3 separate regions of the Homo sapiens genome follow, and all the other regions are linked to region 2. The links are chromatin loops, found by intact Hi-C in ENCODE. Cell type or tissue: OCI-LY7. All regions are shown on one strand. Region 1 overlaps MYOM1 (myomesin 1). Region 2 overlaps DLGAP1 (DLG associated protein 1). Region 3 overlaps LPIN2 (lipin 2).

Evidence for each region. A loop is a pair of places that touch in the nucleus more often than their neighbours do. Peaks named below come from ENCODE experiments on the same cell type or tissue, not always from the same donor. Only the 100,000 strongest peaks of a DNase experiment are listed, where the experiment ranks them.
Region 1: a loop joins it to region 2, with 5 times the contacts of the local background. A loop is called at or near these places in 2 of 110 quality-filtered maps.
Region 3: a loop joins it to region 2, with 5 times the contacts of the local background. A loop is called at or near these places in 8 of 110 quality-filtered maps.

The regions. Positions count from the first base shown.
Region 1 is chr18:3,178,086-3,180,585 of GRCh38, forward strand. All of the region lies in intron 5 of MYOM1 (myomesin 1), which reads right to left. Among named protein-coding and RNA genes, the nearest start is that of MYOM1, 41 kb to the right of the region's middle. RefSeq lists an enhancer at 1-244. In OCI-LY7, no CTCF peak of the experiment used is centred here; DNase peaks (open chromatin) are centred at 66 and 1,516; H3K4me3 peaks cover 1,778 bases; H3K27ac peaks cover 2,500 bases.
Region 2 is chr18:3,584,972-3,587,471 of GRCh38, forward strand. All of the region lies in intron 7 of DLGAP1 (DLG associated protein 1), which reads right to left. Among named protein-coding and RNA genes, the nearest start is that of DLGAP1-AS1, 7.9 kb to the right of the region's middle. RefSeq lists an enhancer at 1,967-2,136. In OCI-LY7, CTCF peaks have their summits at 1,051 (motif pointing left) and 1,267; DNase peaks (open chromatin) are centred at 140, 1,000, 2,000, 2,480 and 1 weaker place; H3K4me3 peaks cover 2,366 bases; H3K27ac peaks cover 2,500 bases.
Region 3 is chr18:2,959,090-2,961,589 of GRCh38, forward strand. It overlaps LPIN2 (lipin 2), which reads right to left. Exons shown (of 20, transcript NM_001375808.2): 2 at 1,560-1,760. The coding sequence starts at 1,751. Among named protein-coding and RNA genes, the nearest start is that of LPIN2-AS2, 6.7 kb to the right of the region's middle. RefSeq lists an enhancer at 1,229-1,328. In OCI-LY7, no CTCF peak of the experiment used is centred here; DNase peaks (open chromatin) are centred at 72, 1,342, 1,662 and 2,472; H3K4me3 peaks cover 2,461 bases; H3K27ac peaks cover 2,500 bases.

The DNA of each region.
Region 1 (2,500 bases), 410 kb before region 2:
ACTTAAACCATTTTCTGCCCAAAAGAGGAACTGGGTTTCACTTGTTTCCCTTTCAGACAGCCCACTTCGCACGCACAGATGACGTCAATAACCCTGATTAACATAGCTGACACAGAGAATTGACTATGAGCCAGGCAATGCTCTAAGCGCTTTATGCATACATTGGTAAGTTCAGTTCTCACAACCACCGTATGAGATAGTGCTGTTTTTAACCTCATTTTCCAGATGAAGAAACCAAGGCATGGGGGTTTCAGGAACTTGCCCAGTCACACAGCCAGGAACAGCAGAGGAGGGATTTGAACCGGCAGCCTGGCTGCTGACCCACATGATGCTTCCATTTTCCAATTGTTCTGTCTGCATTTCATTTCTTCAGACTTGTGGACACGATCATAAGGAGGTTTGGGAGTAGGGAACATGATGGAAAGGGAGAGGAAGGAAGAATACTGGCTTCAGTCAGCTCCTTCCTTTCCCCAGCTCTCTCTCTCACATACACATACACCCCTCCGTCCCTAAAGCACGTTATTCATTTTCTACACTTAAAACAAACAAACACTCTCCTCCATATAACAGAACCCGAACTCATCCTTCAAGATTCAGATCAAATGCAACTTCTTCAATAAACTCTTCCCTAAAATATGACACAGTATGAATCGTTCCTGCCTCTCTGCATCAGGGTTCCTTGCTTCAAGTTACTAAATATAACATTTATCAAAATTATGGTTGGATATGTGTCTCTTCTATTATGTTGCCAAACCTTTGAGGTTGGGATTGTGTCTGATCCACATTTACTTTTTTTTTTTGAGACAGTGTCTCGCTCTGTCTCCCATGCTGGAGTGCAATGGTGTGATTATAGCTCCCTGCAACCTCCACCTCCCAGGCTCGAGCAATCTTCCCACCTCAGACTACCAAGTAGCTGGGACTACAAGTGTGCACCACCACACTCAGCTAATTTTTTCTATTTTTTGTAGAGACAGGCTCTTGCTATGTTGCCTATGCTGGTCTTAAACTCCTGGGCTCAAGCAATCCTCCCACCTCGGCCTCCCAAAATGCTAGGATTACAGCCATGAGCCACTGTGCCTGGCCTGATCCACATTTACTTCTATTCCTACTCCTGAGGAAGAATGAGTCATGGGCAAACAGCAGGCGCTCAGAATTGGTTAAATTTGGTTGAACAGAATTAGCACGTAATGCAATAGATTAATTGTAGCTTCATAATTTTTTGTCTGAGAGAACAGAGTTCTGACAAGCATATATGTCATGATATGGATGATTTTATTTTAAATAAATAGCGATGAGGTCTCACTATGTTGCTCAAGTTGGTCTCAAATTCCTGGGCTCAAGCGATCCCCCTGCCTCAGCCTCCCAAAGTTGGATGATTTTAAATAAATGCACACGAAGAAAGTAAGTTGACAGTCTCAGTTCCCTCAGATGTGAAATGGAGAGGGTGGGACTGGCTTAAGAATCGCAGCTGTGTGGCAGGTGCAGCAACATAACCTTCTCCAAACACAGAAGACCCTGCAAGTTGATGCAGTGCTATTTCCTGCCAGCAGCTTCAGACAGCTGTCTCAACATGGCTCGAGCAGACAGGACTATCTGATCAGAGATGGCCTGGAAAAAGAAATCCACTGGCCACTTCTAATCTCCCGCATTCCCCGTTTAGATGAAGTACAGGGTAGAACATGTTAATTGGCATGCTCTTCTTCTATAATTGGTTTAGGTAATTTCACACTGGACTCAAGCTCACTCTGGCTCTGCTCTTTCTTGTGCTGGAGGGTTTTCAGTGGTTCCTCTTTGCCTAAGAAAAGCGCTGTGATACCAACGGCTGTGACATGTGCTGTTTGACCAAATGACTCAGTGACACTCAATTCGGCTTCGGATCAAAAGTATTGCTCATATCTCTATAAAATTTTCATTACAAAGTATTCTGCAGGTCAGCAGTGGCAGTTCATGCCTGTAATCCCAGAACTTTGGGAGGCTGAAGCAGGAGGATCGTTTGAGGCCAGGAGTTCGAGACCAGCTGGGTAACATGGCAAGACTCCATGACTGTAAAAAATGAATTTTTAAAAATAAAATAAAAAACTATTTTGCAGCTCCCATAGTTGCTTCACCATCCTTTCTTTCCATTACTACTCAATTTAGCACCCTAATACCTTTTCCCCAGCTAACAACTTTTCTATTATCACCACATGGCAAGAGAAATGGGTTTAAAATACACACACACCACACATCACTTTGACTGCAGAGCTTGTAGTCTTTTCTCTGGAGCTCCAGATACCAATGTGAGAAATTCTTCATTTAAAGCGGTGGTCAAGGATTAAGTCAGAAAGGTATTTGATTCTATTCTCCAAAGAATTCCACCCAGTGAGGCATTTAGGTTTGCAGTCACTTGAGACTGGCTATCTTTAGCTTTAAGTCAGGGAAGAAAAGAAGGATTTGGGGCCTGTTCTGTATATACTTCACAGCTTGTTATTTCTAGAACATGAAATTCCAAGCTGAGTAG
Region 2 (2,500 bases):
TGAACCCCTGGCTTCAAGCGATCCTCCCATCTTGGCCTCTCAAAGTGCTGGGATTAGAGGCATTAGCCACTATGCCATGCCCGGCCCATCTTTATCATTTGAATGCAGCTCAACAATAAGTGTCGACTTCCTCATTTTTTAGCTAATGCACCTGACAGGAAATACGACTCAGGGAAAATACAGTGCTTGCAAGGTGCAGAGTCAGGAGCGAGCCAGCCAGCCTCAGGTTCTTCCCACTAGCCCACAGCTAAGCCTCTGGCTAAACAATGCCAGTGCATATACATTGTAAATATCTTGCCTCACTCAATTTAGTTTCTTGCATCCAAACCATGGTGGAGCTCTGGTTCCCAGAGAGGCATGAGTGATGGTAGTCCTGCTGGGAGTAACGCTCATCTCAGTGATTCAGCTGAAGACCCAGAGTGGGTGGGAGCCATAATTAGGATAGAACCTCTCCCTGCTAAAATTGAATGAAACTACAGCATTGTACCACTTCTCCTAAGACATGTCTTTACAACGTGAACTCACTATTTTGTTCAAAATGGATTCTCAGGACATTCCGCCCACTGATATTTCAAGAAGCTAAATAACATATTCCAACATCAAATGTCTGATCTTTTGGATTATGTATTGCTTCTTGTTAGCTCTCCTTGGTTTCTTCTTTTAGTGTGGATAATCCAAACTGGACAGTGAGGCCAGGCACAGTGGTTCACACCTGTCATCCCAGCGTTTTGGGAGACTATGGTGGGAGGACTGCTTGAGTCCAGGAGTTGCAGACCAGCCTGGGCAAGATAACGAGATCCCATCTCTACACAATTAGAAAACAAAACCAAACAGTCCCCCTCCAAAAAAAAGCTAGATAATTCAGCCAAATATGGAATCATTTGATTTGCTGTGACATACAGTAAAAATCCTGCCATGATGTGATAAGTGGGGGTGGGAGGGGCTAGTTCACATTGTTTCCAACGCATGACTGACCTTGGGGACTGAGCCTCCAGTGCGGCTCCTACACTCCCCAGGCCAACTGCAATTGGACGCCACCTGGTGGCTGTTGTCAGCTCATCTTCGCTATCGATAGGGATAACTCTGGATACCTTGCTCAACAGGGACATTGGCAGAGTTCCAGTAATGCTTGACATCTACCATGGTTAGACTGGACAGGGAGAATACTGGAGACATGGCTTCTCCAACAGGGTGGTCCAGCCCCCAACACCCAAAGAAGATAAGATTTTGAGATCCCCCCCAACTTCGAATAAGGGAGCTGAATGGAGGGCAGGAACCATCTCCCATGTTGTTATACGGAGGGACATTACTCATTATTATGAGGCTTAAGGAAAGGAACCATCTCCCATGTTGTTATACGGAGGGGCATTACTCATTATTATGAGACTTAAGGACAGGAACCATCTCCCATGCTGTTATGCTGAGGGACTTTACTCGTTATTATGAGGCTTCACTGCAGTGAGCGGCACTGTCCAGTCATGGGCTAGGAAGGTAAAAGGAATTCAAATCTTCATGACTGCTTTTTTTTTTTCAACTACAGACGGGATCTCACTGTGCTGTGTACGCTGGCCTTGAACTCCCAGATTTAAGAGATCCTCCCCCTCTGCCTGCTGAATAGGTGGCACAACGGGCGCATGCCACCATGCCCGGCTTAAGATTGCCATTTGAAGGAGAGGAAAGGGATTCAAATCACAACTCACACTTCCCCATAGTTCCCCTTCTTCATTTTCCAATTCTTCTGCACTCCAAAACTCATACAACGAAATCCTTCCATTTTCCCCAACATCCCCCTTTCCTAGATTTGCTAAGCCCTAAACCCACACTTCTCTCCTAAGGGTATTTTGTTTGTTGGTTGGTTGGTTTCAGTTCTACTCTCAGAATTCAGTGCCAGGAAAGATTTAGAACCCACTGAGAAGGTCTGAGCACCAGCAGGTGTGTGACACATAAGAGTGAGACTGAAGGAGGGTGAAACACCAGCCAATATGTTTGTCTTGCCTGGTCAAAACAGAAAGAGAAAATGAGAAAGAGAAAAAGAGAAAACGAGCAGTTTCTATACAGTAAGTGAAACATCTGATTTGTTTAAGAGTGACGTTCTCTTTTTATTTTGAGACGGAGTTTCGCTCTTGTCGCCCAGGTGCAATGGTGCAATCTCGGCTCACTGCAACCTCTGCCTCCCGGGTTCAAGCAATTCTCCTGCCTCAGCCTCTGGAGTAGGTGGGATTACAGGCCTGCGCCACCATGCCTGGCTAATTTTTGTGGGTTTAGTAGAGACAGAGTTTCACCATGTTGGCCAGGCTAGTCTCAAACCCCTGACCTCAGGTGATTCACCTGCCTCGGCCTCCCAAAGTGCTGGGATTACAGGCATGAGCCACCGCTCCCTGCAAGAATTGAGAGGTGAAGCCAGCTGGACTTCCTGGGTCGAGTGGGGACTTGGAGAACTTTTCTAGCTAAAGGATTGTAAACGCACCAATCAGCACCTGTGTCTAGCTAAAGGATTGTA
Region 3 (2,500 bases), 630 kb before region 2:
TAAACTATGGCTAAATAACACTGTTTTGCAATGGAAAGTTTCTAAGTCCCTAAGTAAACTGCAACTGCTTTTGCTTTCTAAAGGGTGACTCTGAACAGAGGCCAGACCACACAAGCCCTGCTACCCTGAAATGTGGTTCTCCAGTGGAAACTGATTTTGTAATACCTAGAAATGAGATGTTTTTCCTGGAGGAAAAAAAGAAAAAGAATATCTAGTTTTGTGAAATCCATTTTCTTTCACTCTCAAAATAACATTTAAGTTTAATTAAATAGAGGGAAATTTCTATTTAAAGCTCAGCTATATAAAATAGCAAAAAGCTGAAAATAAATGTTTTCGACTTACACCAGTGGTCCTCTACCACATACTTTTAGGTCTGTGCCAGAAAATGGTGAGGCTCTTTTGTTGTGCTTTAAAATGTTGACAAAGCCTTTCTATGTTATTTAAGTAGATACTGCGAGGCAAGAATAGAAAGAGAAATCTGTGTACCTGCCAAGTGTTATTACTAGCTCTGTTTTCTAATTTGATTGACATCAGATATACTAGCAAAACTTCCAGCTGCTCCATAACCTGAAGAGGATAAGAAAAACCTACACAAATATCTTCTTCCTGAATGAATCTTCCCTAAAACAAACAAAAGTCAACCAGCCTATGGTCTGTTGGTTAGCATTTCAGTCAAATATGGGGACAAGTCCTGGTATCAACAACAGAATTTAGATTACAAAAGTTTTTACAGCTTTGTCAAAACAAACAAAATGTGGCATTAATTAATTTCCTTTAAAAAAAAAAATATGGCCAGGTGCGGTGGCTCTACACCTGTAATCCCAGAACTTTGGGAGGCCGAGGCCGAAGCCGGTGGATCACTTGAGGTCAGGAGTTCGAGACCAGCCTAGCCAACAAGGTGAAACCCCGTCTCTACTAAAAATACAAAAAATTAGGGGGGCATGGTTGCACGTGCCTGTAATCCCAGGCACTTGGGAGGCTGAGGCAGGAGAATCGCTTGAACCTGGGAGGCGGAGGTTGCAGTGAGCCAAGATCACACCGCTGTACTCCAGCCTGGACAGCAAAGCGAGACTCCGACTCAAAAATGTGTGTGTGTGTGTGTGTGTGTGTGTGTGTGTGTGTGTGTGTGTTCTTGATTATACCCACCTATTCCATTTACAATTAGTATGAAGGTATTAGCCTAAGTATTTAAAAATACTATATAAGGTAAAGGAAATTTTTCTTTTTCTAAATATGTCTAAGTTCCCCCATCTAGTTTCTGTTTTGCTTTTCTGAGTTGCAACATGTAAGATTATTATAATAATTTTCAGTTTCCCTTTCCCTTGAAGAGACTTCTGCAGTCGAGCTTTGTGGTTTTCAAAGTAACTTCAAAAGCAATACATAAAGGTTGACTTCTCGTAACATTGTCTCAACATCATTCAGGTTAAAAAAAAAAAAAGGCCTAGAAAACTCACAATAGCGATTTATTCATAGAGGATGACTTTTCTACTCCTTGAGGACACTCACTCACTTTCTCTTTGAATCTCAGGATGACTTTTCCTCTCCTTGAGGACACTCACCACTTTCTCTTTGGATCTCAGGACTCCCAGCTTTCCAAACCGAACGTGAAAAGGTGAACACTGATAGCTGCCATCCTGCTGCTGTACCACGATGACATCAATGCACCCAGAGAGGGTGGCCTGGTTAATGCCCTTGTAGAGTTCCTTCACAGTGACAATCACCTGCCCAGCCAGCTGTCCCACATAATTCATGGTTTGAGACTACAAGAAACAAAAATTAGATGAGATGTTAACACTAAATTTGTGATCTATTGACAAAGAAATAACAGTCGTAACAAAAATGACACTACTCACTTGTATGCCAGATTTCATATCATTAGCCTTATTAATTTTCAACCTAACAGTCTCATGCTACCATTGTTTCTACGCATTTCCACACACGGACCTCCCGAGACTATTCTCCTTTGTATCTGAGAGGCTGCTCCAGCCAGGGCCTGAGGCATTCCCTTTCCTTTCTCAGCAACCTGGATAGTACTGACTGCCATTAGGGACTTTTTCCCCAAAGTTCAGGATCAGCACAGAATCACCAAAGAACCCTGACCTCCTGCCCAAGACCCTTTGGAACCTGCGGCTACTGCATCCACTTTGGCCATAGCAGCCAAACAGAAAAAACAAACATCATCCCCGGGAGAAACCAGAGATTCATCTTCCAACAGAACCAATGTAATAAATTAGTGAGAGCTACATTTTGTAAGGAACTATTATTACCAGAATAGTATGGTTCGGACACATGCTAGATTAAATAAACTCTGGCAAGTCTGCCTGAGCCTAGCCCATTTATAACATTACTTCTACGGAAAAATCCCTTCAATGACTCAATATAACTAACTGGAACATGCAATCAAGTTCTACAAAGTTCAAAGCACAGAAAAGGGTTTTACTCTTGTTCCTCAACCTCAATTCACTATTCAAATCACAATCAAAAGGTCTGCAAGGAGTTC